2 separate regions of the Homo sapiens genome follow, and region 1 is linked to region 2. Evidence: read pairs that join two places in POLR2A ChIA-PET (ENCODE). Cell type or tissue: MCF 10A. All regions are shown on one strand. Each heading gives the region's core, and the rest is flanking DNA. Links, peaks and the distances in the headings are about the cores only.

The links. Peaks named below come from ENCODE experiments on the same cell type or tissue, not always from the same donor. Only the 100,000 strongest peaks of a DNase experiment are listed, where the experiment ranks them.
Region 1: POLR2A ChIA-PET joins it to region 2 with 5 read pairs; 1 of 35 experiments calls an interaction of 5 or more read pairs at or near these places.

What each region holds. Positions count from the first base shown.
Region 1 is chr10:4,532,022-4,536,430 of GRCh38, reverse strand. No RefSeq gene overlaps it. Among named protein-coding and RNA genes, the nearest start is that of LINC00705, 120 kb to the left of the region's middle. In MCF 10A, for the core only: no CTCF peak of the experiment used is centred there; a DNase peak (open chromatin) is centred at 2,600.
Region 2 is chr10:4,675,652-4,680,060 of GRCh38, reverse strand. MANCR (mitotically associated long non coding RNA) reads left to right here and starts at 1,991. Exons shown (of 4, transcript NR_024475.1): 1 at 1,991-2,012. It overlaps LOC105376373 (a long non-coding RNA gene), which reads right to left. Exons shown (of 4, transcript XR_001747338.2): 2 at 3,242-3,396; 3 at 486-658. In MCF 10A, for the core only: no CTCF peak of the experiment used is centred there; DNase peaks (open chromatin) are centred at 1,840 and 2,250.

The DNA.
Region 1 (4,409 bases), core at 325-4,324, 140 kb after region 2:
CTTTATAGGATGAATTAATTGCTTCTACAAATCTGTTCTTGCCCAATACTGATTTCTCCAAATGTTAGCCATATTCAGATGGATACTATTGATATCAATGTTACACTAAATGTAGATGCTCAAACAGATATGGTTGTTTTGTTGTAAAAGAACCTTGGCCGAGGGACATGGATAGTAGTAAAAAAGCTAAACTTTCCCAAAGAGAGGCCTGTGCTTTGCCTTTGCCACCCAGGAGGTCATCTCTAAGCTCTCAGAATGTCCTGTCTGATAAAAGTGTCTTTTGTACCTGGGAGTCTTGGTCCACACCAGATTGTCTAACAGTGTGATTTTGGGTGTTGCTTTGGGCCATGCAGTGTCACCTCAATGTTGGGAGGGGTTGGACTCTAAAGATGAGCCAAGCAGGTGTTTGTCGATGATGTGTATGTGGCCACTCTAGACACAAGGCTTGGGACCTTCTTTGGTTGGCAGCGCTCCACGTAAATCATACCCATCATTTCTTGGAGACAGCACTGCCCACAATCCCACTGGCAGAGGGCGGCTGCATACCTGGGAATCTCCTGGACTCTGCTCCATGCACCTCTTCCCTTGGCTGAGTTCAATTCATATAATTCTGCTGTAATAAACTGTAACTGCGAGTATCACAGCTTCCAGTGAGTTATGTGAGTCCTTCTAGGAAATTATCAAGCCTGAGTGTGGTATTGGTGACTCCTTAACTTCACAGAAGTATGCATAATTACGTATGGAGTACTGCTGCCAAAAAACACATACTTGAATCTAATTATGAGAAATAATTGACAGATCCTGAATGTGGAACGTTTTATAAAAACAATTAGCTGGAACTCTTAATTATGCCAAAAATCTGAAATGAATAAACCAAAGAGGTGGAAAGATTTTTTCTAGTATAAAGAGTTATAACACTCAGAAAACTGCTTCTCCTAACCACAGAATAAAAGTCTTTCTGTTCAGATAGTTTAGGCCAATGTAGGTCACATGCCCACCCTTGGACCAATCAGATACACCAAGGGATGGCTGTGCATTGCCTGGCATAGGCCTGAGTTTATGAACCACTCCTGGTAGAGTTCATGAGGTTGCTCTGGTTTGCTCAGCCTATGCAGAGACTACCCTGGGAATTGAGGCTGGGGTCATGTTTCCTTATCACATACACTATAAGGAGGAAAAGAGCATAGGCAACACCTCTATCCAAGGCATACCCACACTTTATTCTGATTTTAGGTTCAAACATACAGAAACAGCCAATGTCCACCTACTTCTAAAACTCAAGTGACACTACAAACATAGAGGTATGTTATGGTACTTGGACTCCAACCACAGAGACCAAGTTTTAATATAGGTCAACATAAACCAAATGCTATTGCGACAACGAAAGATGAATAATAGCTATTTAAAAATCATTAATTAACATGGCTTGGCAACAGACACTTTTTGTCTAAGATACCACTAATATTGATTAAAAATATCTGTAGCCCCTGGTAGCATGCTTCACCATGGGTAATCTTCTCCCTCCGTTTCACTCATATATATATATATTTTTTCCTAACAGTTGGCAGGTAAGAGCAAGTTTGAGATATGTTTCAAATTTCTAGGTCCAATTTAGCCAAGAAATATCTAATTCATTTTCTTGCATCAATTTCTTTAAAAGTCGTACTCCCTTGAATCCTTTTTTTTTTTTTTTTAAGATACAGGGTCTCTGTCACCCAGGCTACTGGAATGCAGTGTTGCCATCAAAGCTCACTACAGCCTTGAACCCTTGGGTTCAAGTGATTCTCCCACCTCGGCCTTCAGAGAAGCTGGGACTGACTACAGGCATGAGCCACCATGTCTGGCTATTTTATTTTATTGGTAGAGATGAGGTCTTACTATGTTGTCCAGGCTGGTCTTAAACTCCTGGCCTTAAGCAATCCTGCAAACTCGGTCTCCCAAAATGCTGGGATTACAGGCTTGAGCCAGCGTGGCCAGCCCCCTTCTATTTTTAAAATTGGTTTTAGAATCCTAGAATTTTAGCATTAGAGGTCATCATAATGACTATAACAAATCAGGATATGGGCAAAACACAAGTCAAATCAATCGTATACCATTCTACTGGCATCAGAGGCTAAGTGTAGCCTTCTCCATGAACAAAACCTGAGAGGTGGTTCACAGAGTAGGAATTTACTCAGGTTTGCCCTGGGCCATGGCCTGCCAGGGTAACTAGAAATTAATCTAAACCTCAGTGGTGGGGTTTAATCTGGCCATAATTTTCTTTCAGCCTACAAGACAGTCTTGATGGTTGCTGTTCTTTTATTTCTCTTCATGCAACATAGAGTTTGACAGTTTAATTGATCCATCTGTATTTCTTAGGTCAAAGAGATATTCCATTGCTAGAACATTTTTTAGAAGTTTTAATACACATTTCTATATTGCTTTCTTACCTTGACCCTCCACCCTACGATCTGTTCTTTTACACAAAAAATGAATACGTGAATTAAAATTTTGATTAACAAACCAACAAATAGTAAAACACTAGCTTTTCTTAGGCAACAGATGGTGCAATCCTTGTAAGACTGCTTTCCTGGGCTGTGAACTCAGGACTTGCCTGTGGACAGGCTGGGCTTTTGACTGTAGAATTATTTACTCCGAAATGACATGCACGCACGGGCTTGTTCCACTTCCCTTCAGCCACATTTTATTTACCTCACTCTTTGCAGCATATAATATGGCATGATGGAATTCCAAAGAATACCTATCTCTGTATAGCCTGCAATAAATTTTCGTGAGGCATCATTCTGAAAAGATAAATGTATATGCTGATAACACTGTAAATGTGCAGTGCCCAAGAAACAGATTGGAGGCTTGGATTTCGCATATGTGTTGTCACATGTATGATATTTCCTGATTTGTTATGGTCATGAAGATGACCTCTGATTCTAAAATTTGATGATTTCAAAAAATAATAGAAGAAAATAGAAGTGATTTAAGAGAGTATAACTTTTTAAAAATTGGGTGAAAATAAATAGATTAGATGTTTCTAATGTTTAGGTTGGACCCAGAAATTAAAAACACATCTGAAACAAAATAATATTAAAAACAAAAGTAAAAGTAGGAATTAGAAATGCACATTAAAATAAACTAGGAACATCTTAGTTTAAAGAATTCAAATATATGATTGGGAAATACTAAAAAAAACCATCAGATGATTAGCAAATTAATATAAAGTTTTAAATTACATGAACCTAGGACTACAGCCAGGAACGATGCAGTTGCCACATGGGGTGAAATGCTGAGATCAGAAATGATAGATTTGTTGCCAGCTGAAACAACTCCAATAGCTTTTTAAAATTTTGTGATACTCACTTAATAATATAAAAATAAAAATGACTATTATTTTGAAACATTTTATTAGAAATAAATTGTTAGTAATGCTACTATTTTGAGTAATTATGGCTCTGATTAGCCCAGAAGAAAATATACACACTAAACTGGTTTTATTTTTAACGATGAAAAATGTTTTTTTGTTAAGATAAAAAGTTTAAAGTCATCAAGCTTTAAAATATTGTCTGAAATTCAAACATTAGGAAAACAGACTAAAATACACCATGAAAGTGGCTCATTTTCTTTTATTGGGGGATTATACATTCTCTATAAATCCTCAAAATACAAGTAAATGTCAATTTGTAATAGTTCTTTGCTACAAAATGGAAGACTGGTCATAAAAGAAAATGAAACACAGATATCTAGCGTTTCCAGGGGAACACTTGAGTAATATGATGAATAATGTTAGTGAAATCCATTCTGGGAAGCATTTTTGTAACCTGATTTTCTCAGTAAACATAAAACATTGACATCTCCATCTGACAAACGCTCATATCAATGGATTAAACACACCATGTGCTCCCATCGTAGCCCTGATAGCATGACACAAAACACAAAAAAGGTGAAAATACTTTCAATCTTTATGGGAAAGGATCAACTGACTTTTAACCTGCTCAATCCTCTCACTGATATTCGATAACAATTTATCCTTTAAATACTACTTAATTTAGCCTTAATTTATTTTCTGGCAGATGACTCCAGGCAAAGAGCAAGCTTGAATTCAATAAGAACCCATTTTTCCTTCTTGACTTTCATCCTTTCAAAGAATAGATAGCACAAATTGGTGGAGAGTTTTTAAACTTTATTTGCCATGTCATTTCACAAAGATGACTAGAAAATCAAGCCAAAAGTGTGGATCATCTGTTCTCAAAAGCATGTCAGGCTTCTGGTGATGGTGGAAACGTGAAGTAGTAATGTGAACAATTACAAAATAAATACACTGTAAAAATACTTATTTGAATATGCTATAGATAGCACCTTTATATCTATATTTAGATACATATATATATACACACATGTTACACACATGCACACACACA
Region 2 (4,409 bases), core at 153-4,152:
CAGAGAATACTAAGCAAGGAAACAAGCAAAAAATAAACCAACAGGAATTTTGCTGTCTTATTATGTCCTAGTTTCTTAACTGTTTCTGTCTACTTCCCTCCCCACCATATTTCTTTTCATATGTAAGTTTTTAAATATTTGATGATGGTGATGGCGCTACTGAAGTGAAAGATTTATGTATCACTTTTATAGTCCAAAGCAATGCAATTTTCTTGTGATAAGTTAAAATATTAAAGTTAACCATATTTAATTTTAGCCATCAATCTTTCCCTACTCCTGTTTTCAGGATTTTTTCTTTTTTGCAAGAAAAAATGAAATTTACTAGTAAACATTGTTAAAAAATTTTTAGGCAAATTAAATTAATAGAGTTTAATTGAGCAAAGAACAAATTGCTGATTGGGGCAGCCTCCCGAGGCAGGGTAGGTTCAAAGACTCCAGCACAGCCACGTGATGGAAGAAGATTTATGAACAGAAAAAGGACTTACAGAAAATGGACGAGAGGTGCAGAAACACCTAGATTGCTTACAGCTCTGCGTTTGCCTTATTTAAACATGGTTTGAACAGCCGGCCGCCTGTGATTGGCTGAAACTCCATGATTGGCACAAGAGTAGGTAGGTCACAGTCTGTTTACACGTCCAGTGAGGTTACAGTTCATTACCTACAGAGAAACGTTTAGACTGAACTTAAAATATGTAAGGAGGCAGCTCTAGGCTAAACTTGATTTAGCAATATAATCTACTAATTCTTTTTGTAATAAAATTATTTAATTTTCAGGTGATAAGATGAAGTATCAGTCATTGAGATGTTTCATACCCAGTAGAATCTGGGGTGGATATTTGCTTTTGTGAATGGCCTTCACATTAGGAAGTGCATTTAGGAAAATCGGGTATTGCATTTTCATGGTTATTTGAGCTCAAAGATTTTATTCCTTTATTGGCCAGATCATTTGGTACAAAGATCAACTAGAAAGAAAGTTTCATGTATTGAGTTTTTGGGAAGGGCTGTTTTAAATACTGTTAAGACGACTGATTTATCTTTCTTTACTTAGTAGGGGGAGGTAGGAGGGGCATACCAGAATTCAGAAGTGCGACCACCATAACCACTTCACTTTTCAATTTATTTTTCAGTTCTAGGATATATAAGCAGACAAGGAGGGTCTCTAGGAACCATAGGAGTTTAATCCACGTGAGCCATCAGCCTGATTTACAGCTTCCTGCCCTGCAGCCTGTTCTTCCCTAAACCCTGGGTGGACTATAGTAACCTAGTTGGTTGAAACCAGCTCCTGACAGACCCTGGCAACTTAGAGATGAACCCTGGTGAATCTTCCTCATGACTGTAACGTCTCCATCCTGGAGGAACTGTAGTTCCGTTATCATAACATGTAACCCATGTGTTGCCATGATGACACTGTGTCTGCACCGCTGGGACCCCTCATCTACATGCGATAATGCACCCTCTCCCCTCTCCATCACCCCATAAAACCCTCCTGCCACTTTCCCTCAGGGAGACACTGCTTTGGAGAATACACCCAGTGCTCCCCTTACTTGAGCCAAGTAATAAAACTCCTATTGATCAAAATCTGCATTCTCGTGGAGAGTCGTTTGTTGCTTGACAGGTGAATGAACGCTGTTTGTTTTTTTCGGATAACAAATATGAGGTATTAAACAAACAAACAAAAAACCCCAGACTTGAAGCTTTCCCATAATAACAACAAAGAGTTTGAGTAAGAATTCCACAGCTTGCCTTCATCTGTGGCAGACTTGCATGAATCATTTTCAAATAAAGATAATAACTCAGTTGGTCTTGTAGTCCAAACAAAATGTGCTACTTCAGGAACATTCACTTCCTATGTGGACTTTGCTGCTGAGTCAGTGTGAGACCTTGAACAAGTCTCTGTTTGTTTCGTACCATTCAGATTTCCTCGTCTGTAAACATTAAGTATCTACATTCACTAAAAGTAGTTCTGAATGAATGTTATTTAATGGTGCCAATGATGTTGGAGGATACCTGTGGTAAGTGGTTTAATTTATTTTTGCAAGTTGGTATAATATCCATACTATATTGACCTTAAAATAGATGGACAATGTGGATATGTGGATGTTTTTGTTATTGAGAAGGGGGTTGACTGAGAGTAAAGGACAGTTTGATTTGTTTTTCTACATTAGTCCTATTCATCTGGCAAATGTGAAATCTCCATTTCGTCATTCATGTTCCTAAGGTGGGTACTAGATATAGTTACATTTTCTTGCCAAAGTAAAACTTGCATCATATACTTAGGAACGTGTGGAGCACTTCTCAGAGCTGTGCTTAATCTCAGGTGCCCAGAAATGTTGAAACTTGTTTACAGAACTTTGGACTCATCTCTGATTTATTAACTCAAGTTATTCCCTGGACCTATAATTAACATCTCACCAGCCTGATATTTTCCTCAACCACTTAACACAAAAGAATGATTATGGAGCTTCACATGCAACATTATCCCTTAAAATTGACTCTAAACAAGGATTTAAAATAAGGTTGTTTCCATGTGCACAGGTGATCAAATCATTGTGTGATAAAACGATAGATTTTTTTATGATGTGTTTTCATATCTCTGTGACCTTTTTTGTTAGAGAGGTGATACCATTGAGTCCCGGGAGACTTAGGCTAACTCTTAATATACAAAAGGATAAATACTTTCTTCTTCAAATAATTCCAAGCTCGTTTTACTCCTTTAAAATAATTTTTAGATATACTTGTCAAATTCTGTGAAATATTCATGTATGAATTTTGATTGAAACTTCATTAATGATGTATTTATCCATTTCTTTTTCTTTTTAACTTAAAATTTATATTTGTTTATATAAAATTTCTGAACATATTATTTTTAAAAACTAGTTATAACTACTTTAGAATTTTTGGTAGCTATTATGGGAAGTTTCTTTGTATTATTACTTTATTATTGTTACATTATATAATTGTTTTTATTGGAAAATAATGATATTTATTTGTATATTGATCTGGCACCATAAAGCTTTCTGACTTTTTGTTTTAGTTGCTTATTTACATATTATCTTAAAAGTTCTATGAGTATGGTCATATGAGCCAACAATAATGATTTTACTAATACCAATTCCTGTATTAGTTTCCTAGGCTGTTGTAACAAAGTGCCTTGACTGAGTGGTTTTGAAACAAAGAGAGCTTATTCCTTCATGGTTCTGGAAGTCTGAAGTCTGAAATCCAGGTGAAAGTAGGGCCGCACCCTCTCCAAAGCTCCAGGGAAGAATCCTTCCTCTCCTTTAGTTTTCTCAGTGGCCCACAGTACTTGGCGCCCTGTGGTTTTGCGGCAGCAGGTCCACCTCTGCCTCTGTCTCCACATGGCTGTCTTCCCTATGTGTCCATGTCCAAATTTCCCTCCTATGAGGAAACCACAGATACCATGTATTAGATTATAGATCCCTCTAATCCATGATTACCTCATCATTAAATCTGCAAAAAATCCCATTTCCAAATAAGGTCACATTCACAGGTTCCAGTTGAACAGGCATTTTTAGGGGGCTGAAGGGTGGCACTAATTAACCCAGTAAACTCCACCAGCTGGCACCCCAAATTCATGTTCTCCCGTGTGCAAAATACATTTACCCATGTCCCCCAAATTCTTAACCCATTTAAGCGTTAACTCTAAAAAATGTCACATTAATATCAACTCAAAAAGTTACAAATCTCATCATTGAAATGATCTAAATTAGGTATGGGTGAGACTCTTAGTTTTCATCCATACTGGGGCAAAGTCCCTTCATCCACAGAACTGTAAAACTAGAAAACAAATTATCTGCTTCCAAAACACAATGGTGGAACGTATGAGGTTGTCTCTATTTTGCCTTCATATTCTGAAGAATACATTTGTTGGATGTAGAATTGTGGGTTGGCAGTTTCTTTCCTTGCATTACCTTATAATATTTTTCAACTGTCTTCTCACATCTAAAATTTCTGACAAGAAAAAGATATTTGAAACATTTTTTGCATGTATGTAATATGCCATTTTTGTCTGGCTTGTGAAAACATTCTTTCTTTGGCTTTAAATACTTTGACTATTACATACTTGCTCATTTTAATGATGTTTGCTCACACTTGGAATTTACTGAGCTTCTATAATCTGTAAATTTATCTTTTACCTAATTGAAAAAGTTCAGTTTTTTTTTTTCAATAATTGTGTGTCTGTATGTCCCATTTTCTTTCTCTTCTGCTGTGGAACTGCAGTTACATGGATATTGGAACTTCAGAGATTATTTCACAGGTCCATGAAGCTTTGTTCACTTTGCTTATCAATCTTGGTATTGTTCAGATTTTAAAAAGTTCTGTTGATCTCTCTGACCCCTTTCTTTGTCAATTCTATTATTCTGTGAAGCCCAATTAGTGTGTGCTTACTG